3 separate regions of the Homo sapiens genome follow, and regions 1 and 3 are each linked to region 2. Evidence: chromatin loops called from intact Hi-C (ENCODE). Cell type or tissue: HCT116. All regions are shown on one strand.

What was found. Peaks named below come from ENCODE experiments on the same cell type or tissue, not always from the same donor. Only the 100,000 strongest peaks of a DNase experiment are listed, where the experiment ranks them.
Region 1: it touches region 2 in a loop (5-fold over the local background); 52 of 110 quality-filtered maps call a loop at or near these places.
Region 3: a loop joins it to region 2, with 9 times the contacts of the local background. A loop is called at or near these places in 2 of 110 quality-filtered maps.

Annotation. Positions count from the first base shown.
Region 1 is chr1:28,355,400-28,363,399 of GRCh38, reverse strand. No RefSeq gene overlaps it. Among named protein-coding and RNA genes, the nearest start is that of PHACTR4, 10 kb to the left of the region's middle. In HCT116, a CTCF peak has its summit at 3,568 (motif pointing left); a DNase peak (open chromatin) is centred at 3,517.
Region 2 is chr1:28,598,961-28,606,960 of GRCh38, reverse strand. It overlaps TAF12 (TATA-box binding protein associated factor 12), which reads left to right. Exons shown (of 6, transcript NM_005644.4): 5 at 1,501-1,589; 6 at 3,387-4,111. The coding sequence ends at 3,422. Among named protein-coding and RNA genes, the nearest start is that of RAB42, 11 kb to the right of the region's middle. RefSeq lists enhancers at 4,022-4,522, 7,307-7,888. In HCT116, a CTCF peak has its summit at 3,936 (motif pointing right); DNase peaks (open chromatin) are centred at 3,932 and 5,150; H3K4me3 peaks cover 803 bases; H3K27ac peaks cover 2,518 bases.
Region 3 is chr1:27,853,573-27,861,572 of GRCh38, reverse strand. No RefSeq gene overlaps it. Among named protein-coding and RNA genes, the nearest start is that of THEMIS2, 15 kb to the left of the region's middle. RefSeq lists an enhancer at 4,741-5,035. In HCT116, a CTCF peak has its summit at 3,348; a DNase peak (open chromatin) is centred at 3,332.

The DNA of each region.
Region 1 (8,000 bases), 240 kb after region 2:
TTCTGGGTAGGCACTCACCAGTATCCTACATTATGGTTTAGGAAAAGCTCCAGAACAGAGAGAAAGATACAAGGAGAATTGAAGCCCTCACTGAATTGTTTTCAAAAGCTTTGCCCATTGGGAAGGCTGAGAGGATGGAAGGAAAGGTACAAAACCTCCCAGACCATCCCTTGCAGTGCTCAGATTCATCCATGTGCTCCATTAGATCCAGTCCATCACCTAGTTTTCAAGATAATGGCTAGCTATCATCTTGACAGAAAACTCAGTGGTGCTAAAAATTCTTTGCAAAATGTTTGTTGTCCCTTACGCCTTTTGTGCCCTATAACATACCATACTCAACCATATAGATGATTCTCACAAATAATGTTAAGTGAAAGAAGCCAGACCACAGTACTATGTTTGATTTCATGTGGATAAAATACAAGACAAGCAAAAATATTCTGTTCAAGGCCAGGATAGCAGCTACCCTTTGGGGTGAGAGAGCAGTGTCTAGAAGGGGGAATGAGAGGAGATTTTGCAGGTGATACTTATCAGATATGTGATTTACAAATATGTTCTCCCAATCTGTGGCTTGTCTTTCCTTCTTCTTTATTTTATTTATTTATTTTTTTTTTGAGACAGAGTCTTGCTCTATCGCCAGGCTGGCGTGCAGTGGCGCTATCTTAGCTCACTGCAACCTATGCCTCCCAGGTTCAAGCGATTCTCCTGCCTCAGCCCTTCAGCCTCCCGAGAAGCTGGGATTACAGGTCTATGCCACCACACCCAGCTAATTTTTGTATTTTTAGTAGAGACGGGTTTCACCATGTTGGCCAGGATGGTCTCGATCTCTTGACCTCGTGATCCACCCAACTCGGCCTCCCAAAGTGCTGGGATTACAGGTGTGAGCCACTGCGACCGGCCTGTGGCTTGTCTTTTCATTCTCTTTACAGAATCTTTCACACAGCAGAATTTAAAATTTTTGAAGGCTAGGCATGGTGGCTTACACCTGTAATCCCAACACTTTGGGAGGCTGAGGCGGGCAGATCACCTGAGGTCAGGAGTTCAAGACCAGCCTGGCTAACATGGTGAAACCCCGTTTCCACTAAAAATACAAAACAATTAGCTGGGCGCGGTGGCGCACGCCTGTAATCCCAACACTTTGGGAGGCTGAGGCGGGCAGATCACCTGAGGTCAGGAGTTCAAGACCAGCCTGGCTAACATGGTGAAACCCCATTTCTACTAAAAAATACAAAAAAATTAGCTGGGCGTGGTGGTGCAAGCCTATAATCCCAGCTACTCAGGAGGCTGAGGCAGGAGAATTGCTTGAACCCAGGAGGAGGAGTTTGCAGTGAGCCGAGATCGGGCCATTGCACCCCAGCTTGGGCAACAAGAGCAAAACTCCATCTCAAAAAAATAATAAATAAAATAAAAATAAATAAATAAAATATTTGAGTAAGTCCAATATTTCCATTTTTTAATCTTATGGATGGTATCATATCTAAGAAATCTTTGCCTAATCCAAGATCACAAAAATGTCCCCCTAAATTTTCTTCTATAAGTGTATAGTTTTATTTTTATTTTTATTTTTTTGATATGGAGTTTCACTGTTGTTGCCCGGCTGGAGTGCAATGGCGTGATTTCGGCTCACCGCAACCTCCACCTCCTGGGTTCAAGCGATTCTCCTGCCTCAGCCTCCAAGTAGCTGTGTTTTAGTGATCCCTAACCCTTGCCACCACCATGCCCGGCTAATTTTTTGTATGTTTAGTAGAGATGAGGTTTCACCATGTTGGTCCGGCTGGCCTCGAACTCCTGACCTTAGGTGATCCACCCACCTTGGCCTCCCAAAGTACTGGGATTACAGGCATGAGCCACTGTACCTGGCCGTGTATATTTTTAGATCGCCATTTTTTAAAAGGATTATTTGGGATAGAGTCTCACTCTGTCACCAGGGCTGGAGTGCAGCAGCCGATCATGGCTCACTGCAGCCTTGACCTCCCAGGCTCGGGTGATCCTCTCACCTCAGCCTCCAAACTAGCTGGGACTACAGGTGCACACCACCATACACTGCTAATTTTTTTGTGTTTTTTGTAGAGACAGAGTTTTGCCATGTTGCCCAGGCTGGTCTTGAACTCCTGAGCTCAAGTGATTCTCCCGCCTCGTCCTCCCAAAGTGCTGGGATTACAGGCGTGATCCACCACACCTGCCCATGCATATACTTTTCTATTCAGTCTAAACCTGAAAGAATACACAGCTTTCCTCTGGGGTAGGAAGATAGTGGGATTTGGGGTAAGTATGCTAGAAAGATTGGCTTTTCACCGTATACCCTTTTGTGCTATTGAATTTTTTTTTTTTTTTTTTTGAGATGGAGTTTCACTCTTATCCCCCTAGGCTGGAGTGCAATGGCGCTATCTCGGCTCACTGCAACCTCTGCCTCCCAGGTTCAAACGATTCTCCTGCCTCAGCCTCCAGAGTAGCTGGGATTACAGGCACATGCCACCATGCCCAGCTAATTTTTTGTATTTTTAGTGGAGACGAGGTTTCACCATGTTGGCCAGGCTGGTCTCAAACTCCTGACCTCAGGTGATCCACCTGCCTCAGCCCCCCAAAGTGCTGGGATTACAGACGTGAACCACTACACCCAGCCAAATAATTTTTTAAAACGCAAACTCAAAAAGGGTTGGGAATCACTAAAATACAGTTCCACTGAACAGTTTAAAATCACCATAATGGGCCTGGATCAGCACTTTGGGAGGCCAAGGCAGAAGGCTCACTCTTTTTTTTTTTTTTGAGATGGAGTCTCGCTCTGTTGCCCAGGCTGGTGTGCAGTGGCACGATCTTGGCTCACTGCAACCTCCGCCTCCCGGTTCAAGCAATTCTCCTGCCTCAGCTTCCTGAGTAGCTGGGACTACAGGCGTCTGCCACTGCACCTGGCTAATTTTTTGTATTTTCAGTAGAAACTGGGTTTCACCATGTTAGCCAGGATGGTCTCGATCTCCTGACCTCGTGATCCTCCCGCCTTGGCCTCCCAAAGTGCTAGGATTACAGGCGTGAGCCACCACGCCCGGCCAGAAGGGTCACTCTTGAGCACAGGAGTTCAAGACTGGCCTGGGCAACACAGCAAGACTCCCATCTCTATAAAAATTAAAATAATAAAAATGAGCCAGCTGTGGTGGATGCCTACAGTCTCAGCTATTCAGGAGGCTGAGGCAGGAAAATCGCTTGAGCCCAGGAGTTTGAGGTTACAGTGAGCTATGATCGTACCATGGCACTTCAGCCTGGGCGACAAAGTGCGACCCTACATCTAAAAGAAATAAATAATAATAATAAAATAAATAAATAAAATCACCACGATGCTTGTTGGATTGGATGATTTCACTGCAGCTTCAAATCCTGAGGGTTCTCTCAAGCCTGGCAGTTCTCACTGAGCTAAGAAACTAAAAGTCACATTTATTGGCAAAGAATGGATTGGGCCCATCAGAAGATAATATGCAAATGATGAGTGTGAATTTATAGTTTCCTCTCTATAGCTTTGAACATTGCTGAATTTAGAGAAGAAACTATGAATGTTGCTGCCACCTGCCGGCCACATCTCTCAATATCAGGTTCCTGGAAGTACCTGGTGGGATTCTTCTTTCAATTGAGTCCTCTATTAGGCTCTGGATTGGAGAAAGACTGATTTACAGATTTCTCCCTTTTTGCTGTCATCATCCCATAATCTGCCACAAAACCAAATTGCTAAAAGCAGGGAGCTGTGGCATTCAATTGTCTGCATTTGAATTCTGTCTTTACCTCGGGTAAATCAGATACCTGTTCTATACCTTGGGTAAATCAGATACCTATTCTTTTTTTTTTTTTTTTTTTGAGATTGAGTTTCGCTCTTGTTGCCCAGGCTGGGGTGCAATGGTGTGATCTCGGCTCACTGAAGCCTCCGCCTCCTGGGTTCAAGCAATCCTCCTGCCTCACAGGCGCCTGCCACCATGCCCGGCTAATTTTTTGTATTTTTAGTAGAGACAGAGTTTCACCATGTTGGCCAGGCTGGTCTCTAATTCCTGGTCTCAGGTGATCTGCCTGCCTCAGCCTTCCAAAGTGCTGGGATTACAGGCGTGAGCCACCGTGCACAGCAATCAGATACCTATTCTACACTTCAGTTTCCTCATCTATAAAATGGGGATGATAACAGCAGCTCCTTTACATAGGTGTTGTGAGGATTAAATTAGATCACATAAAGCGCTTAGCACAAGGCCTGGCACACAGTGAGCACGCAACAAATATTAATGGTTGTTGTCATTGTCAGGCAGAGCTTCAGAGCCTCTCTCATCCTTTTTTTTTTTTCCAGCTGAATTTAAGATTCAAGGCCCTCCCATTCTAAACTGACAAATTGTACCTGGACACACAAAAGTCTATTGGAAAGACCTATAGCATCTGGTTCCACCACTTCCTGACCGTGGGCAAGCGTCTTAACCTCTCTGAACCTTACTTGACCTCACAGATGGTTTTGGAGATTACATGAAATCATCTGCGTAAAGCACCAAGACAGTGCCTGGCATGGAGTGGACAGTTAATAAGTGGAATGATGATGGAGTGATGATTAACACAGAAATACTTACCAAGTATAGCTAAAGGTTGAGCAGCACAGGTTGCAAATAGGCAGGCCATAGGCAGTCACTAACCTACAGATATTTGGCCCACAGTGATTTACATTTTAACCCCAGGAATTTTACATTCAAGTCTGAATTCTTAATTTCTCTTTTAAAATGTGAAGATCTGCCGGGTGCAGTGGCTCACGCCTGTAATCCCAGCACTTTGGGAGGCCGAGGCGGGCGGATCACCTGAGGTCAGGCGTTCGAGACCAGCCTGACCAACACGCAGAAATCCCGTCTCTACTAAAAATACAAAATTAGCTGGGCGTGGTGGAGCATGCCTGTAATCCCAGCTACTCCGGAGGCTGAGGCAGGAGAATCGCTTGAACCCGGGAGGCGGAGGTTGCGGTGACCTGAGATCGCACCACTGCACTTCAGGCTGGGCAAAAAGAGCTAAACTCCGTCTCTGGGCCGGGCGCAGTGGCTCACGCCTATAATCTCAGCACTTTGGGAGGCTGAGACGAGGGGATTGCTTGAGTCCAGGAGTTTGAGACCAGCCTGGGTCAACATGGCGAAACCTCGGTCTCTACTAAAAATACAAAAAATTAGCCGGGTGTGGTGGCACGCATCTGTAGTACCAGCTACTTGGGAGGCTGAGGTGGGAGAATCATCTGAAGCCTGAGAGGTCGAAGCTGCAGTGAGCCGAGATCGCACCACTGCATTCCAGCCTGGGCAACCAGAGTGAGACCCTGTCTCAAAAAAGATTTTTTTTAATTTTTATTATGTTTTAATTTTATTTTATATTTTATTTTATTTATTTTATTTTATTATTTTATTTTATTTTATTTTTTATTTATTTTAATCTGTGAGAGGGAGTCTCGCTCTGTCCCCCAGGCTGGAATGCAGTGGCACCATCTCTGCTTACTGCAAGCTCCGCCTCCCAGGTTCACGCCATTCTCCTGCCTCAGCCTCCCGAGTAGCTGGGACTACAGGCGCCCGCCACCATGCCCGGCTAATTTTTTGTATTTTTATTTTTATTTATTTTTATTTTTTATTTTTTTTGGAGACGGAGTCTCGCTCTGTGGCCCCGGCTGGAGTGCAGTGGCAAGATCTTGGCTCACTGCAAGCTCCGCCTCCCGGGTTCACGCCATTCTCCTGCCTCAGCTTCCCGAGTAGCTGGGACTACAGGCGCCCGCCACCACGCCCAGCTAATTTTTTTTTGTATTTTTAGTAGAGACGGGGTTTCACCGTGTTAGCCAGGATGGTCTCCATCTCCTGACCTCGTGGTGCGCCCGCCTCGGCCTCCCAAAGTGCTGGGATTACAGGCGTGAGCCACTGCGCCTGGCTTTTGTATTTTTAGTAGAGACGGGGTTTCACCGTGTTAGCCAGGATGGTCTTGATCTCCTGACCTCGTGATCCACCCGCCTCGGCCTCCCAGAGTGTTGGGATTACAGGCGTGAGCCACCGTGCCCCCGGCCAAATTATTTATTTGTTTATTTATTTTTGAGACGGAGTCTGGCCCTGTCGCTCAGGCTGGAATGCAGTGGTGGATCTCGGCTCACTGCAACCTCCGCCTCCCAGGTTCAAGCAATTCTCCTGCCTCAGCCTCCTGAGCAGCTGGGACTACAGGCACACCCACCACACCCGGCTAATTTTGGTTTTTGGTTTTTTGTTTTGTAGAGAGAGGGTTTTACCATGTTGGGCAGGCTGGTCTCGAACTCCTGGCCTCTGGTGATCCGCCTGCCTAGGCCTCCCAAAGTGCTGGGATTAAAGGTGTGAGCCACTATGCCCAGCCTGGAAACAATTTTTGTAAATTAAGAAATAAATAAGGCCGGGCGTGGTGGCTCATGCCTGTAATCCCAGCACTTTGGGAGGCCAAGGCAGGTGGATCACCTGAAGTCAGGAGTTCGAGACCAGCCTGGCCTACATGGTGAAACCCTGTCTCTATTAAAAATACAAAAATTAGCCGGATGCGGTAGCGCGTGCCTGTAATCCCAGCTACTCAGGAGGTTGAGGGAGGAGAATCGCTTGAACCCGGGAGGCGGAGGTTGCAGTGAGCCGAGATTGCACCACTGCACTCCACCATGGGCGACAGAGCAAGACTCTGTCTCAAAAGAAAAGAAAAGACAAGAAAAGAATTAAATAAAATACAATAAAATGTGAAGTCCTGACAGTGTATTACACTGATCTATACGGAAGGTGGCATATAACAGAGAAACCTAATTTCTTCCAAGGAAGCTAAGTAATGCTCCCTGAAGAAGTGCTGCTAAAGCTGAAACAGGAGTTGACTGGGGGTGAATCCGATAAAGAGGTGGGGATGCTGCTCCAAGCGTAAGGACTGTTGGGTCCAAAGGCCTTGGTCAGGGAGATTCGTGCCTCTGGGAAACCTCAGGGTAGCCAGGTGGCCGGAGCACAGTGAGCAAGACAGCAGGAAGAAGATGAGGCTTCCATTAGCATCTTAAGGATTTTGGTCTTTATCATGAGGACAAATGTATTTCAAAGCTAAAAGCTGGGAGGTAGCCAATTGGTGTAACAAACTGAGGAGCTAGACAGAAATAGAAGGGAGAAAGGTCAGGGGTCAATAATAGCTGAGAAGGCAGAGAAGCACAAGGATAGTATGGAATCTAGAAACTGGGGGCACGCAGGACAGCATTTCAGGTGTGGTCTGGCAAAAGGCAGACTTTACGGCAACCAAGTTAAGTGGGACACCAGGATGAATATCTTATGTTCATTTAAATAGTGGAAAAATGAGAAGAACAGACATTTCGTCAAGGGCATATCACAAGTGAGATACGGAGCTAGATTCACAATACCTATCTTAATTTGTTGCTCTTCCCATTAGTTTTCTCAAGGCAAGTAAACTCAGTACAATACTCTGTTGTTAATACTACTAACAAATCTCATTTATTAAGAGTTTGCTAAATGTTGGGCTCTGTATTTATGTGCATTATTATCTTGTTTTTTTCACAGAGTTAACGAGAACAGTCCACCCAAAATATTATGAACCAAGAGACTATTAGACATTGGAGACAGGAATAAATGAAACAGACACTATCCCTCTCCTTTGGGAATTCACAGTTCAGAAAGGAAGGGAATAGTTTAAGAAGTAATTATAGGCCGGGCACAGTGGCTCATGTCTGTAATCCCAGCACTTTGGGAAGCAGAGGCAGGTGGATCACCTGAGGTCAGGAGATCGAGACCAGCCTGGCCAACACGGTGAAAACCCGTTTCTAATAAAAATACAAAAAAACTTAGCCGGGTGTGGTGGCAGGTGCCTGTAATACCAGCTACTTGGGAGGCTGAGGCCGGAGAATTGCTTGAACCCAGGAGGCAGAGGTTGCAGTGAGCTGGGATCTCGCCATTGCACTCCAGCCTGAGCAACAGAGCAAGACTATTTCCACACACAAAAAAAAAAAAAAAAAAAAAAGAAAGTAATTATAA
Region 2 (8,000 bases):
TCCATACCTATATGTTTACCCTAGGCTCTGGGCTGAATACTTCACATGCCTTATGTCATTGAATGCCCCAACCACCCTGTCAGTGGTTATTACTGTTGTTACAGCTACATAAAAAATGAAGAAACTGGGAGCCAGCGTCATACAGCTGCTCAGTGAAGCAGCAGACCTCAGCTTTGGCTCTTAATTCCAGAATGCTTGAAGTGCCTTCATGTCCCTTAGGTGTGAGAGGGGTTACTTTGAGCCTTAGGATTAAGACAACTAAAGAAATAAATGATATTTATTTTCTGTGAATTGGATAAGCTGCATGGAAACCTTAGGTCTCAGCATTCACAGCTTTGACTAAATTACCTCTTTTTCTTTGCAAGAAGCTTGAATTTTGTCCTTTAGAAACCTTGGAGGAAGCCAGGCATGGTGACTGATGCCTGTAATACCAACACTTCGGGAGGCTGAGGCAGGAGGATGTGCTTGAGCCCAAAAGTTCAACATAACAAGACCCCCTCTCTACAAAAAATAGAAATATACAGCCAGGCGCAGTGGCTCACGCCTGTAATCCCAGCACTTCGGGAGGCTGAGGCAGGCAGATCACCTGAGGTCAAGAGGTTGAGACCAGCCTGGCTAACATGGTGAAACCCCGTTTCTACTAAAAATACAAAAAATTAGCTGAGGCCAGGTGCGATGTCTCACGCCTGTAATCCTAGAACTTTGGGAGTTCGAGGTGGGTGGATCACGAGGTCAGGAGTTCAAGACCAGCCTGACCGAGATGGTGAAACCCCATCTCTACTAAAAATACAAAAATTAGCCAGATGCAGTGGCAGATGCCTGGAATCCCAGCTACTCGGGAGTCTGAGGCAGGAGAATCGCTTGAACCCAGGTGGCAGAGGTTTCAGTGAGCCGAGATCGCACCACTGCACTCCAACTTGGGCAACAGAGTGAGACTCCATCTCCAAAAAATAAAAAATAAAAAAGCCAGGCATGGTGGCACACACCTGTAATCCCAGCTACTCAGGAGGCTGAGGCAGGAGAATTGCTTGAACCTGGCAAATGAGCCTGTGGCATATTCAATGTTGAAGCCTGAGAGATTGCAGTGAGTCGAGATTGCGCCATTGCACTCCAGCCTGGGCAACAGGAGCAAAATTCCGTCTTAAAGAAATATAAGAAATAAGAAATATTAGCTGGCCATGGTGGCATGCGCCTGTAGTCCCAGCTACTTGGGAGGCCAGGATGGGAATATCGCTTGTGCTGGGGTAGTCAAGGCTGTAGTGAGCCAAGATTGTGCCACTGCACCCCACTCTGGGTGACAGAGTGGGAAGACCCTGTCTCCAAAAAAAAAGAAAAAACCTTGGAGAAGCCATGTCCATTTTCCCTATTTGTAATAGAATCCCTTTGTGGAGTTAGTAGCCAGATGCCCACATTCATCCTCCCTGATCCAAGGGGGTCACATTGCACTCCTGGTACTGCCTTCTTGGTACGTTTATCTCTGTGCTGGCTTCTTCCTTGCAGAGCGCCAGTGGAACATGTGGATCCCAGGATTTGGCTCTGAAGAAATCCGACCCTACAAAAAAGCTTGCACCACAGAAGCTCACAAACAGGTGAGGAAATGCCAGAGCCCTGGGGACAGCCAGGGCTGATTCCTTGAGTTACGTCTCAGAGTGGATACACACAGCTACCTTCTAGGGGGCCTCGCTTCCTCCACACAGCAAACTTCACTCTCTGGAGCAAGGGTCAGAGAGGGCAAGAGGCAGCAGCGGTCTCCGGGAGATCAATAAGATATTCACATGGTGCTGTGCTGTTCCCACATGTGGTCTGTTTTTTCTCGTAACTCTGTTGAGTGTCACTTAAAGCTGTTGATTCTGGGTTCTTCTAATATGGATGCAGCTCGCCCCACCATACCTCCTTAATGAAATCTTCCTTCATTGTTGCTGATTGCAACACCATATATGGTCCTATGAAGAGAGGGCAGGTTAAAGAAAGCAAAAATGTGCTGTACTTGTTCTGAGAGGTAGTATCCAGGCTGCCGTGCTGGACATTCTGGCCTGTGTCCTGGTTTTACCTTTGAACAAGGTTCCCTCTGAACAAGGAACCTAGGAGTCAGTGTGAGAATACTACTTCTGCTGTGGAGCAAGTCATCCCCATCTTTGGTCAGTCCAACAGCAGTGTTGGCCTCCCTCTGACAAGGCTGTTATCCTTTCTGTCTTAACTTAAGTGGCTACTCTGATTTGAAACGTGAGCTTTTTCCAAGCTTAGCAGGCACAACTGGGCAGTCCTGGTTGAGTGCCCCTGCTTCGCCATAGCCTGGTATCTCTGGAGCCGGTGTTTGTAAAGCTCACGAAGCAAGCCCTAAAGGGAAGCCACCAGTTTCCTGAATGGAAAGATTGCACTGTTCAGAAGAGAGTCCCTGCAAACAATGGACTGTCACTTTGTGCTCCCAAGTTAACCATTTTCAGCCCTATTTATTTAGTCGACAAATGCCATAATATTGGTATTTGGTCAAAAAGAATGAACAAAGTAAGTTGTTAATTTGGCTAGTAGCTAGTAATAGTAAAAGAATTCAGATCATGAAACCTATGATCTGAGTGTTTCCATGATGGACTGTGGTAGAAGTTGTTAGTCTTCAGTTTCCCTTCAATGCAGGTCATGAGATGTGAAATGTCAGCTCCCTTTGTGTGTGGCAACACTTTGAAATTGAGGCCCCTTCCCTATTGTGTCCATCATTGGAGAAAAGATTGGGGTCAGGGGACCCCAGAAAACACATGCTTGGCCAGGCGCAGTGGCTCATGCCTGTAATCCTAGCACTTTGGGAGGCCGAGCCTGGTGGATCACTTGAGGTTAGGAGTTTGACACCAGCCCGGCCAATGTAGTGAAACCCTGTCTCTACTAAAAATACAAAAATTAGCCAGGCGTGGTGGCACGTGCCTGTAATCCCAGCTACTGGGGAGGCTGAGGCAGGAGAATCACTTGAACTTGGGAGGCAGAGGTTGCAGTGAGCCGAAATCATGCCACTGCACTCCAGCCTGGGCAACAGAGCGAGATTCCATCTCAAAAAAAAAAAAAAGAAAGAAAGAAAACACATGCTTTGCCAGCTTATTCTCTAAGTCACCAAAACTCAAGAGCTGTCACTTTCTCCTGCTTTTAACTTTTTTGCCATTCTGCTAGCCTAGAGCAGTTTGGTGGATGAAATGGGTCCACTAGCCCATCTAAACATCTCTTGGGGCCTTGCAGACTGCTCTCTGGTTAAAAGGAATCTACTGAGATGCCTTGTGACTGCAGGTCTCTGAGGGCTGCGGCCTACAGTGTAGACCATGAGGCCTGCTAGCCACACAGAATGTTCCAGAAAGCTCCTGACTCCAGCTGCTGCTGTATAACTGCTTATTTGTCTCTCCTTTCAGAGAATGGCATTGATCCGGAAAACAACCAAGAAATAACACACGGAAAGGTCAGGGAATGGACAGCAATGTATTTGGAGATACTTGAGCTGAGAACTCAGCCATCTCATCCTTGGATTTTTTTTTTTAATGCTTTACAGAGAAGCATATATTTTTTATTAACAGTGCAGCAATATCTATAATGACTGAGAGGATCTGCCAAAAGAATAAAGCCTCCTACCCCAACTTCCGGTCCCTTTTCCCTGCCATCTCAAAGAGGAGCAATGTATCTTCCAGAGAAGATTTTATTTGTGGTTTATTATATAAGTGACTGAATATGGGACAAAGCATTATGGTCTTTTTGGGTAAGACAGTATTAGCAGGATTTGTAAAGGGTTTTGTTTCCTTCTCCCTTCCCCTTTTCCCTGTACTTTGTAATGTCAGTGTTTATATGAATATGACTTTCATTTGCTTTTCCAGAATAAAGAAGTTATTAATCGAAAGACAGGGTACCTTTGAAATCCCAGAGGGAGTCAGGACAAGCAAGCCTGGATTGTAGCTCTCTAGTCAGCAGGTGGCAGCATCGTTATTCATTTTGGTGTTTGAGAAAAACTCAGGGATTTTCCATCATTTTACCCCAAGGGAGGCCATAACATCAGCAGGAGTTTGAGTCCAGCTTCTCGGCCATAAGAATTGAGTAGGGTGACCTTCTCTCACGGCCCTCAACTGAAGAGGCATCCTTGTTTTGGCAATGTTATATGCCTAAAAACCCTTTTTGGTTTTTTTTGTTTTTTTTTAATTTTTTTTTTTTTGAGACGGAGTCTAGCTCTGTCACCCAGGCTAGAGTGCAGTGATGTGATCTTGGCTCACTGCCACCTCAGCCTCCCAGGTTTAAGCGATTCTCCTGCCTCAGATTCCCAAGTAACTGGGGTTACAGGCGCCTGCCGCCACACCGAGATAATTTTTGTATTTTTAGTGGAGATGGGGTTTTCACTGTGTTGGTCAGACAGGTCTCGCACTCCCAAAGTGCTGAGATTACAAGCGTGAGCCACCGCGCCCGGCCTAAAAACCCTTTTTGACCTGCTCTTCTGGAACTCCTGGAGAAAGCTGTGTTTGTCCCTGTCCCTGAGAAAGGATGGGAGTAGGCCCCTGTCCTCAGGATAGGCATGTCTGTGCAGGTGCCCATCTCTTCTTAGTTGCTGTTATCTTTGATCCTGGTGTTTTCACCATCATGCAGAAGAAACCAGGCGCCTTCCAGACCTCTGGGTCATGTCCTTCAGTGGCACCTAGCATCATCCTGTCCTGGGCCCAGCATGGCCCTTGTGGATTGTGAGAGTTCTGTGGGCTCTAGGGAGGATGGCTGTCCTACCCAAGGGTCACTAGCACAGGCACAGCCACCTTGATTTGCTTTGGTCCTCTGCGTCCTGAAGCTTGGCCCAGGATGAGACCCTGCATTTCAAAATTCCCTCCCACCCTGAGTTAGATCCCATGTCCCCCCCACTTCACAGTCTCACAGATACACTGAGTGAGCTCCTCAGAGGCTGTGCTAATGTTACTGTTGCTCTTGGCTGAAGTTTCAATGCCCCAAAGAGGCAGCCAGCTTCTTTCCCTGTGGTGTCACCCAGTGCTCACCAACAGGTCACTCTTGTGGCCAACCATCAGGACGAGGATGCTGAAGGGTTTCACTTTCCCCAGAACCTCCTGATGCCAGTGGTGACACTCATAAAGGATATTCTGTTGGTGATACCAAACACCAAGGGGCCTCCAGCTGGGTTTCAGTAGTACGATGAGTCACTGACCTTGGCAGCCAAGGAATCTAGAATTAGTTTTGAGATCTCCACTAAGACAGAAGGGAACACAGGAATCGGGGAAGTTTAATGGAAAGAGCTGAGGTAGAATCAAAAGACCCCAGTTCTTGATTTGCAGTGTGACAAGTAAGTGGCGTCATCTATCTCAGTCTTGTCCTATCTGCATATTGAGGGACTTGTTCATTCACTCAGCAAGTATTTATAATCCCATGCCTGTCCTAAGCAGAGGGATACAATGATGAATAAAAACAGACCCAGGTGACCGGGCGCAGTGGCTCAAGCCTGTAATCTCAGCACTCTGGGAGGCCAAGGCAGGTGGATCACTTGAGGTCAGGAGTTCAAGATCAGCCTGGCCAACATGGCGAAACCGTCTCTACTAAAAATATAAAAAATTAGCCAGGCAGCTGAGGCAGGAGAATTGCTTGAACCTGGGAGGCGGAGGTTGTAGTGAGCCGAGATTGCACCACTGCACTCCAGACTGGGCGACAGAGGGAGACTCCATCTAAAAAAAAAAAAAGAGAGAGAGAGAGAGTCTCACTCTATCACCCAGGCTGGAATGAATGAAGTGATGCGATCTCGGCTCTTGCAACCTCCACCTCCCGGGTTCAAGCTATTCTTGTGTCTCAGCCTCCCAAGTAGCTGGGATTACAGGTGCGCCACTACATCCGACTAATTTTTGTATTTTTAGTAGAGACGGGGTTTTATAATGTTGGCCAGGGTGGCCTCTAACTCCTGACCTCAGGTGATTCTCCTACCTCTGCCTCCCAAAGTGCTGGGATTACAGGTGTGAGCCACCATGCCTGGCCTCCTTTTTTTTTAATTAATTTTTTAAAAACAGAGAGTTTTGCCATGTTGCCCCGGCTGGTCTCAAAATCCTGGGCTCAAGCAATCTGCTTACCGCTGCCTCGCAAAGTGCTGGGATTATAGGTGTGAGCCACTGTGCCCAGCCTATCCTGGCTTCTTATGAAGGTACGTGGAGCCCTCAGTTCAGTGCCCATGCCTTGGAGGCTGCTGTGTGTTGTGTGTGTGTTGCAGGCTGTAGTGTGGGAGGCCCAGCAGGCTGGTTCCAAGCTTTCCACTTTTCTTCAGTCTGCATAACATCTTTCTTAACTGTTGGACATTTTTAGGGCTCTGAGAAACATTCCGTCAGATGAGGATTCTAATGCTCAAAACAGATAAAAAGTTTTGAAAACCACTGCACACACACACACACACACACACACACATTAAAAAAAAACACACACACACACCACTGCAGAGCCTTTGGGAACCCCTGAAGTTTCAGATGAAGGAGTGGTGTAACTATGTTTGCATGTTAAAAGCCTCTCTGGCTGCCAGTGTGGAAGGTGGAATTGGAAGCAGGCAGGAGGGATACTAGCCGGAAGTTGCTACAGTTTTTTGGACTAAAGGTGATAAGATTTGAGTCCGGGTGTGGTGGCTCACACCTGTAATCCCAGCACTTTGGGAGGCCAGGGCAGGTGGATCACCTGAGGTCAGGAGTTCGAGACCAGCCTGGCCAACATAGCGAAACCTTGTTTCTACTAAAAATACAAAAATTAGCCGGGCGTGGTGGCATGTGCCTGTAATCTTAGCTACTCGGGAGGCTGAGGCAGGAGAATAGCAGGAACCCAGGAGGTGGAGGCTGCAGTGAGCCAAGATCATACCACTGCACCCCAGTCTGGGCGACAAGAGTGAGACTCCATCTAAAAAAAAAGACTTGAGACGTTTTCCCAAGAAGGAGTTAACCAAAAGACAGGGGCAGGGTCTGGCTGTAACAACAGGATGAGTTCCAAGGACACAGAAGGAGCCATCTGGGACCAGGGAGCCATCCTGGAAAGAATCCCCTGTGCCTGCATGGCGTGAAGCTGGGAGGAGGAAAGCAGAGTTAAGCTAGGGTCTTACAATTACCTGGAGTTACAAAAGAAGGGGCCTTCAGAGGTCATCCAATGTGGCCCTTATTTTACAGATAATGCTGAGATCTGGAGAGGTCGTGTGACCTGTCCAAGGTCACTAGGCAGGTCAGGACTCAGACCTGTGCCCTTAGTCCAGTGTCCATCCTTCTAAATGGCCTCCAAGGCCCCTTCTCTTGACCCCTCCCTTCCTGGTGGATGAGTTCTCTCCTTGGCCCTCAGGGTTGGGGTGGCACCACAGGCGCGTGCCATCACGCCCGGCTAATTTTTTATATTTTTTGGTAGAAACGGGGCTTCATGGTGTTAGCCAGGATGGTCTCGATCTCTTGACCTCGTGTTCCACCCGCCTCGGCCTCCCAAAGTGCTGGGATTACACGCGTGAGCCACCGCGCCCGGCCTATTATCCCCATTTTTAAATCACTGAGGCTTAGAAAGATAAAGTGAGTTAGTCAGGGTCCCACTGTTAGTGGAACTGAGATTCAAACCAGGTTTGACAGCAAAGCCTGTCCTATTTTTGGCAGCTGGGATAATGTGGTTAAAAGGAAGTGATGTCTACCTGAGTGTTGCAGGCAGATCAGATAACACAGGGAGAGAGAGAGAGCTGGGACTTTCCCGGCACAGAAAACAGCATATGCGAAGTCCAGAGCTGCACCTGGTTCAGAATTTGGCCGCCTGGGCCAGTGGTTAGAGATGATGCAGCTGGCTCCAGGTGATGAAAGGCTTGGATTAGAGCAAAAGGATTTGGATTTTATGCTGTAGGTGTGGGGCCATAGGAGGATTCTAGCAGGGAGGCGGCCAAGCCAAAACTGTCCTTTAAAAAGATCCCTCTGGGTCAGTGTGGATGCTGAATTACAGGAGAACCTAGAGGCCTGAGACTCAAAAGGAGTGGCACAATGTACACTGGTGCCTCTGCCTTTCCT
Region 3 (8,000 bases), 750 kb after region 2:
CATCAAAGCACTTGCATTTCCTCAATCCTGAAACACCTCCTCGCTTCCCCAGCCTTTTGCACATGGCTGGAATACTCCTCCCACTCTTTCTTATTTATTTTTTGTATTTTTAGTAGAGGCGGGGTTTCACCATGTTGGCCAGGCTGGTCTTGAATTTCTGACCTCAAGTGATCCACCCACCTCGGCCTCCCAAAGTGCTGGGATACAGGTGTGAGCCACTGCGCCCGGCCTCTCCTCCCAACTCTTGTGCTTGGATAACCTTTATTTATCCCTCAGATCCCAGCCCTGACAGCCCTTTTCCAGCGAAGCCTTCTGGTGGCCAGGCTGGTTAGGCGCTTCCTTGGTTTGCTCCTGTCCCAACATCGATTCATTCATTCAACAAATTTTTATGGCGTGCCAGCGATGTGCTAGGCTGTTCCAGCCATTTTGAATACACTGGGAATCAAAACAGACAACAGCCCCTGCCCCTAGTGGAGCTTACACTCAAGTGAGGGGAGGGGAAAGGCAGACCATAAACAATATGCAGTCAATAAGTAAACGATACCACCGTAGGGTGGTGTGTGGTAGAGGGGATGGTGCTGTGGGAACAGTGGAGCAAGTGGGAGGTCGGGGATAAGGGGTTGGGAGTGAGGAGGGTTGGCCTCATTGAGATGTTAGCCTTGGGGCCAAGACGTTGTCAATGCCCTCCAGCCACAGACTCCCAGGAACAGAGGGGCATCTGAGTAAGTTGGGTTCGTGACTATGTGCTATCATAGGGATAGCACATGCCATGGGAAACTGTGGGGCAACTCAGTAAGCTGTGTTAGAAAGGACTTACAGGATTTGGGTTAGATGACTTTTGAGTGCTTAAGAAAGCAGGGCTTCGGGCTGGGCATGGTGGCTCACGCCTGTAATCCCAGCACTTTGGGACGTTGAGGAGGGTGGATCACTTGAGGTCAGAAGTTCAAGACCAGCCTGGCCAACATGGTAAAACACCGTCTCTAATAAAAATACAAAAAGTAGCTAGGCATGGGGGTGCGTGCCTGTAATCCCAGCTACTCTAGAGGCTGAGGCAAGAGAACTACTAGAACCTGAGAGGTGGAGGTTGCAGTGGGCTGAGATCATGCCACTGTACTTCAGCCTGGGTGACAGTGAGACTCCATCTCAAAGAAAGAAAAAAGAAAGCAGGGCTTCACTCTGGATTGGATGCTGTGCAGAAGCAAGGGTATTTCTATGGCTGAGGACATTAATACATTTTATCTAGAGGGAGGCAAGACTAGACCAAAGCTAGAGCTGTGATCAGTAAGAAGCAACAGCGTCTCCTATGAGCCAGGACAGGGGGATTGTATTCGTTTCTGGGTCCGCTGTAACAAATGACTACAAACTTGGCAGGTTAAAGCAACATAAATGTATCCTCTCACAGTTCTGGAGGCCAGAAATCAAAGTGTTGTAGGGTTGGTTCCTTCTGAAAGCTCTGAGGCAATCCTCGTGCTCCTTGGCTTGTAGACAGATCATTCTAACCTCCACATCTTCCCATGGCCTTTCCTTCTGTGTCCCCGTCTTCTCCTTTTCCAGTTTTTTTTTTTGTTTGTTTGTTTTTTTTGTTTTTTTTTTGAGATGGAGTCTTCCCTGTCGCCCAGGCTGGAATGCAGTGGTGTGATCTTGGCTCACTACAACCTCTGCCTCCTGGGTTCAAGCAATTCTCTTGCGTCAGCGTCCCAAGTAGTTGGGATTACAGGCGCACACCACCATGCCCGGCTAATTGTTTTGTATCTTTAGTAGAGACAGGGTTTCACCATGTTGGCCAGGCTGGTCTCAAACTCCTGACCTCGTGATCCACCCGCCTAGGCCTCCCAAAGTGCTGGGATTACAGGCGTGAGCCACCACTCCCGGCCTCCTTTTCTGTCTCCTATTAGGTCATTCCTGGATTAGGGCCCATCCTAATGCAGGACGATCTCATCTGAAGATCCTTACCTTAATTACACTTGCAAAGATCCTACTTCAACTGTGACATTCTGAGGTCCTGGATGAATGTTTTAGGGCCTACAGGTCAACACCCACTGCAGGGATGATTGGTCCTTTTTGTGGCTTGGACATTGTTCATGTTTTATTTGTGCTCAGACATGACTGTGGAGTGGCCCTGTTTGTGTCGTGATCCATCGTGGTCCCAGGTGGTTTGTCTGTTGCTGATGTCCTGTGAAGTCATTTAGGTTCAGCTGGAGAATACCGAAGCCCCGCTGGGCTCCAGGCGGGCTCCAGGAGGTCAGGGCCTGCTTTTCTCTTTCTCAACGTAGGGACAGGGAGCGAGGGAGCCCTGCTGATGCCTGGGAGAGAGGCCCAGCCACAGGGGCAGGGCAGGCATGTGCCCTGAGGGTGGAAGGAGCAGCCAGAAGCCCATGGGCTATAGGGGAGCGAGCAAGGGGAAGCAGAGAGGTGACGGGAGGGTGACGGCGTGCAGGGCAGGGTGAGGCTGGCTCTCACTCAGAGGGAAATGAGGGGCCGCAGAGAAGCAAACATGACCAACTGTGGAGGGAGCGAGTGTTGGGGGAAGAGCCTGCCTGGAGTAGGTTCAACAGCAAATGGAGGAGAGGAACTAGGGACAGAAAGTGGAGCAGAGAAATGGGAGGGCGGCTGGGGCAGCTGGCGGGGAGTGGAATCAAGAGGGTTTGCTTAATTTTCCATGAAGGAGAGGACAGTAATGGTGAGTCTGGATGCTGCTGCCAGTGACCCAAAGGAGAGGGAGGACTGCTGCCAACAGGATGGGGCACAGTGGGAGCAGATGCCTTGATTGGGGAGGCGGGGATGTGGGGGCCACCGAGGCAGGCAGGCTGGGAGCCGCGGTGAGGGGCTCAGGGGTGCACTTCCTGCTGGTAACCCTGCCCCTGGCTATGGGCGCCAGCCTCTATGGGGAGCTGCCCAGGCCCAACCTGGCACAGCTGTGGAGACTCAGTAGTACTTGAAGCCCCACATACCACAAAGGGGACAGAGATAGAGACAGAGGGGACAGGAACTCGAGAAGGAAAAAAACTCAGGGAACAAAATCCAGAGCCTGTCACAGATGTGGAAAGAGCAGGGGAGGAGCCTGGGCTGGAGACTCCCCTGCACCGTCCCTGCTCCAAAACCTCAGGGCCGGGCTAGAATCCCCACTGCATGGCTTGCCAGGGCTGTGACCTGGGTCTGTGTACCCTGAGCCTCAAGTTCCCCATCTGTAAAATGCAGACACTGCCAACCTCCTCTCAGGGCTGTGCCCGGGGGAATTAAGGAGGTAAGTCACATAAAGTGCCCGGCAGTGAGCCAGATTATCTTCCCTCCCTCTCTCATCTCATGCCCCACAGCCCTGAAGGTCTTTCAAAAGTGGGCACAGGGCCCAGCCTGCTGGCAGAGGCTGGAACTGCACCCATGCCCCTGTTAAAGGTAGAAGCTTCAGCATCCAATTCCCTCCAGGGAACAGGCAATGGTTTTATTCCCTCTCCACAGAGAACATCCAAACTCCACAGGCATTCAAGGACCTTCCCTCCACCCCGGCATATGCCAGACTTTAGTCCACTCTGCCCCATCTGTGCTCCCACAGTAGCCCCTGCGTGGAGCACCCTCCCCTCCACCACGTGGAGACATCCAATGTCATGCTCTTTGAAGCCCCCCCTCCCCTCCCACAGGCAGAACTAACGGAGAACTCTCTCTTCAGTCTTTTTTGTGTGTGTGTGTGATAGAGTCTCGCAGTGTCACCCAGGCTGGAGTGCAGTGGCACGATCTTGCTCACTGCAACCTCTGCCTCCCGAGTAGCTGGCATTACAGGTGTGCGCCACCATGCCCGGGTAATTTTTGTATTTTTAGTAGAGATGGGGGTTTCGCCATGTTGGCCAGGCTAGTCTCGAACTCCTAACCTCAGGTGATCCGCCCGCCTTGGCCTCCCAAAGTGCTGGCATTACAGGTGTGAGCCACTGAGCCCAGCCGTCTTCAGTCTTCTTGAAACACCTGGACTTTTCTCTAGATCTGCTAAGCTGTGAGAAAGAGAGCACTAGAACACCTGCTTGTCTCCCTGCGTGGAGAGATTCATGAGAGGCCAGGGACCCCTTATTCACCTGCTACCCCATGGATTTTCTATCATCTGAACCTGACCATTCACTGCCCGTGCTGAGACCTTCCCAAGGAAGCCTCCCCTGCTCTAGGTGAGGGTGTGTGTGATGTCAGTTTCTCTGCATTTTCCAAAACATCTACCTGAGCATGTCTTTTTTTTTTTTTTTTTTTTTTTTTAAGAAAAATATCCTTCAGTGCCTTCCTGGTAATTCCCTAGCAAAGCTTATAGGGTAGGCTCTCCTCCCCGCTCCCACTCACCAGCCACCCCCATCCCATGTCCTCTTTCCACACCCCTCTCATGGTGGCCCCTCTGCTGGGAAAACCATGGTCCACATGCCTCAGGTAATAAATTCCTATTGCTATTCTCGCCGGCTCCATCCTTCCACTCGAGCTGTCAAGGGTCTAGACAGCATCTGAGTGCCTGGCTGTCTCCCTCTAGGTGAGCCTCTTGTAGTAGCTGGGGTAGCAGGGGTGGTGCACTTCCATAGGCCCAAGTCATAGACGTCTGATCCATCCAAGTTGAATGAAGCAAGTCCTCACTGCCATAGTTTGCTCATTTGCAAAATGAAGGGTCTAGACAGAACCTCCCAGGTCTCTTTTGACTCTGAAATTCTGACCTATATTTAGTAGTGGGCATATTTTAGGCAAACGGTCATCAAACAGCTGATCCTGGGCCAGGATCCCCTGGGGAACGGGCCGTTCAGTCAGTAGATGTCTTTCTCCACAGGATTTGCCACCGTCTCCCCCCCGGGGAGGGGAACATGGGTCTCCCTTCCCTTCTCAGCAGGTGGCCCACCAGTAGGCACAGGATTTCGGGGAAACCAGCAGTCAATTCTCATCCGGGGTGGGCCTGTGTCCCAAGATAGGGACAGGCTGTGTCCCTCAGCAGCACTGTGCTCACATGAGTATGAGGCCACTGCTGATCCTGGGAGTGAACAGAAGGGGCTCATCCATCTGTATTGTCATCCAGAGCTAATTAGGGTAACAGGCAGTTGAGCCCCATCTTGGAGTGCTCATCTCTGAGGGCACCTAAAACATAATTGGAATCAGAAGTATGGCGCCAGCTAAGCCAGGTTTCCACACATACATGCCTCCCCAGTTCTGCTTCCGCTTAACCGGGCCCTTAAAGTACATGAAATATCAGCCGGGGGCCATGGCTCACGCCTGTAATCCCAGCACTTTGGGAGGCTGAGGCAGGCAGATCACCTGAGGTCAGGAGTTTGAGACCAGCCTGGCCAACATGGCAAAACCCCACCTCTACTAAAAACACAAAAATTAGCTGGGCATGGTGGCTGGTGCCTGTAGTCCCAGCTACTCGGGAGGTTGAGGCAGGAGAGTCGCTTGAACCAGGAAGCGGAGGTTGCAGTGAGCCGAGATCGCACCACTGCACTTCAGCCTGGGGGACAGAGTGAGACTTTTGTCTCAAAAAAAAAAAAAAAAAAAAAAAAAAAATCCTTGCAGGTATGTATATTCTGTTGTGCCTTCTTTGAAATGCCAATCCAAGTTTCACTCTGCAACTCAGATTCTGAAAGCAAGAATGCATGGTGGCTCAGTGGCTCACGCCTGTAATCCCAGCACTTTGGGAGGCCGACGCAGGCGGATCACGAGGTCAGGAGTTTAAGACCAGCCTGGCCAATACAGTGAAACCCCATCTCTACTAAAAATACAAAAATTAGCCAGACGTGGTGGTGCGTACCTGTAATCCCAGGTACTTAGGAGGCTGAGGCAGGAGAATTGCTTGAACCTGGGAGGCGGAGGTTGCAGTGAGTCGAGACCGTGCCACTGTGCTCCAGCCTGGGTGACAGAGCAAGACTCTGTCTCAAAAAAAAAAAAAAAGAAAAAGAAAAAAAATGCATGGCATAACCTTCTCATCAGGAAGGACTTCATCTCAGCTATATCTAACATACTTTAACACACTTCCAGTAAGTTGTTCAGTTTGGACATCTTTTAAAGAACTACAAAACAGGCCAGACTCGGTGGCTCACGCCTGTAATCCCAGCACTCTGGGAGGCCAAGGCAGTTGGATCACCTGAGGGCCGAAGTTCGAGACCAGCCCGGCCAACATGGTGAAACCCCGTCTCCACTAAAAATACAAAAACTAAAGGGTGTGCCACCTATGGACCAAGCATATCCCCACCTTAAACTCTGGATTCAGACTAGAGTTTCAATCCTGTCTTCAGTACAGGGGGCTCATAGGGAAGTTTGTTTAGTCTCAGTCTCAGTTTTCTCATCTATAAAATGGGGATAAAAACAGAATTCCTCTTGGGGCTATGAGAATTAGATGACGTGCTGTAAATGGATACATGGTAGGTAGGTAGGCAGGTGCTTAGTGATTGTTCACCACTACCAACAGTACCATCTTCACTAAAACGAGAGGAAGGTATTGTCCTGATGAGGACACTCATTTTTTTTTTTTTTTTTTTAATTTATTTTTTTATTGATAATTCTTGGGTGTTTCTCACAGAGGGGGATTTGGCAGGGTCATGGGACAATAGTGGAGGGAAGGTCAGCAGATAAACAAGTGAACAAAGGTCTCTGGTTTTCCTAGGCAGAGGACCCTGCGGCCTTCCGCAGTGTTTGTGTCCCTGATTACTTGAGATTAGGGATTGGTGATGACTCTTAACGAGCATGCTGCCTTCAAGCATCTGTTTAACAAAGCACATCTTGCACCGCCCTTAATCCATTTAACCCTGAGTGGACACAGCACATGTTTCAGAGAGCACAGGGTTGGGGGTAAGGTCACAGATCAACAGGATCCCAAGACAGAGGAATTTTTCTTAGTGCAGAACAAAATGAAAAGTCTCCCATGTCTACTTCTTTCTACACAGACACGGCAACCATCCGATTTCTCAATCTTTTCCCCGCCTTTCCCGCCTTTCTATTCCACAAAGCCGCCATTGTCATCCTGGCCCGTTCTCAATGAGCTGTTGGGCACACCTCCCAGACGGGGTGGTGGCTGGGCAGAGGCGCCCCTCACCTCCCGGACGGGGCGGCTGGCCGGGCGGGGGGGGCTGACCACCCCCACCTCCCTCCCGGACGGGGCGGCTGGCCGGGCAGAGGGGCTCCTCACTTCCCAGTAGGGGCGGCCGGGCAGAGGCGCCCCTCACCTCCCGGACGGGGCCACTGGCCGGGCAGGGGGGCTGACCCCCCCCACCTCCCTCCCGGACGGGGCGGCTGGCTGGGTGGGGGGCTGACCCCCCCACCTCCCTCCCGGACGAGGCGGCTGGCCGGGCGTGGGGCTGACACCCCCACCTCCCTCCTGGACAGGGCAGCTGGCCGGGCGGGGGGCTGACCCCCCCACCTCCCTCCCGGATGGGGCGGCTGGCCGGGCGGGGGGCCGACCCCCCCACCTCCCTCCCGGACGGGGCGGCTGGCCGGGCAGAGGGGCTCCTCACTTCCCAGTAGGGGCGGCCGGGCAGAGGCGCCCCTCAACTCCCAGACGGGGCGGCTGGCCGGGCGGAGGGCTGACCCCCCCACCTCCCTCCCGGACAGGGCGGCTGGCCGGGCGGGGGGGCTGACCCCCCCACCTCCCTCCCGGACGAGGCGGCTGGCCGGGCGTGGGGCTGACCCCCCCACCTCCCTCCCGGACGAGGCGGCTGGCCGGGCGGGGGGGCTGACCCCCCCACCTCCCTCCCGGACGAGGCGGCTGGCCGGGCGTGGGGCTGACCCCCCCACCTCCCTCCCGGACAGGGCGGCTGGCCGGGCGGGGGGGCTGACCCCCCCACCTCCCTCCCGGACGAGGCGGCTGGCCGGGCGTGGGGCTGACCCCCCCACCTCCCTCCCGGACGAGGCGGCTGGCCGGGCGTGGGGCTGACACCCCCACCTCCCTCCTGGACAGGGCAGCTGGCCGGGCGGGGGGCTGACCCCCCCACCTCCCTCCCGGATGGGGCGGCTGGCCGGGCGGGGGGCCGACCCCCCCACCTCCCTCCCGGACGGGGCGGCTG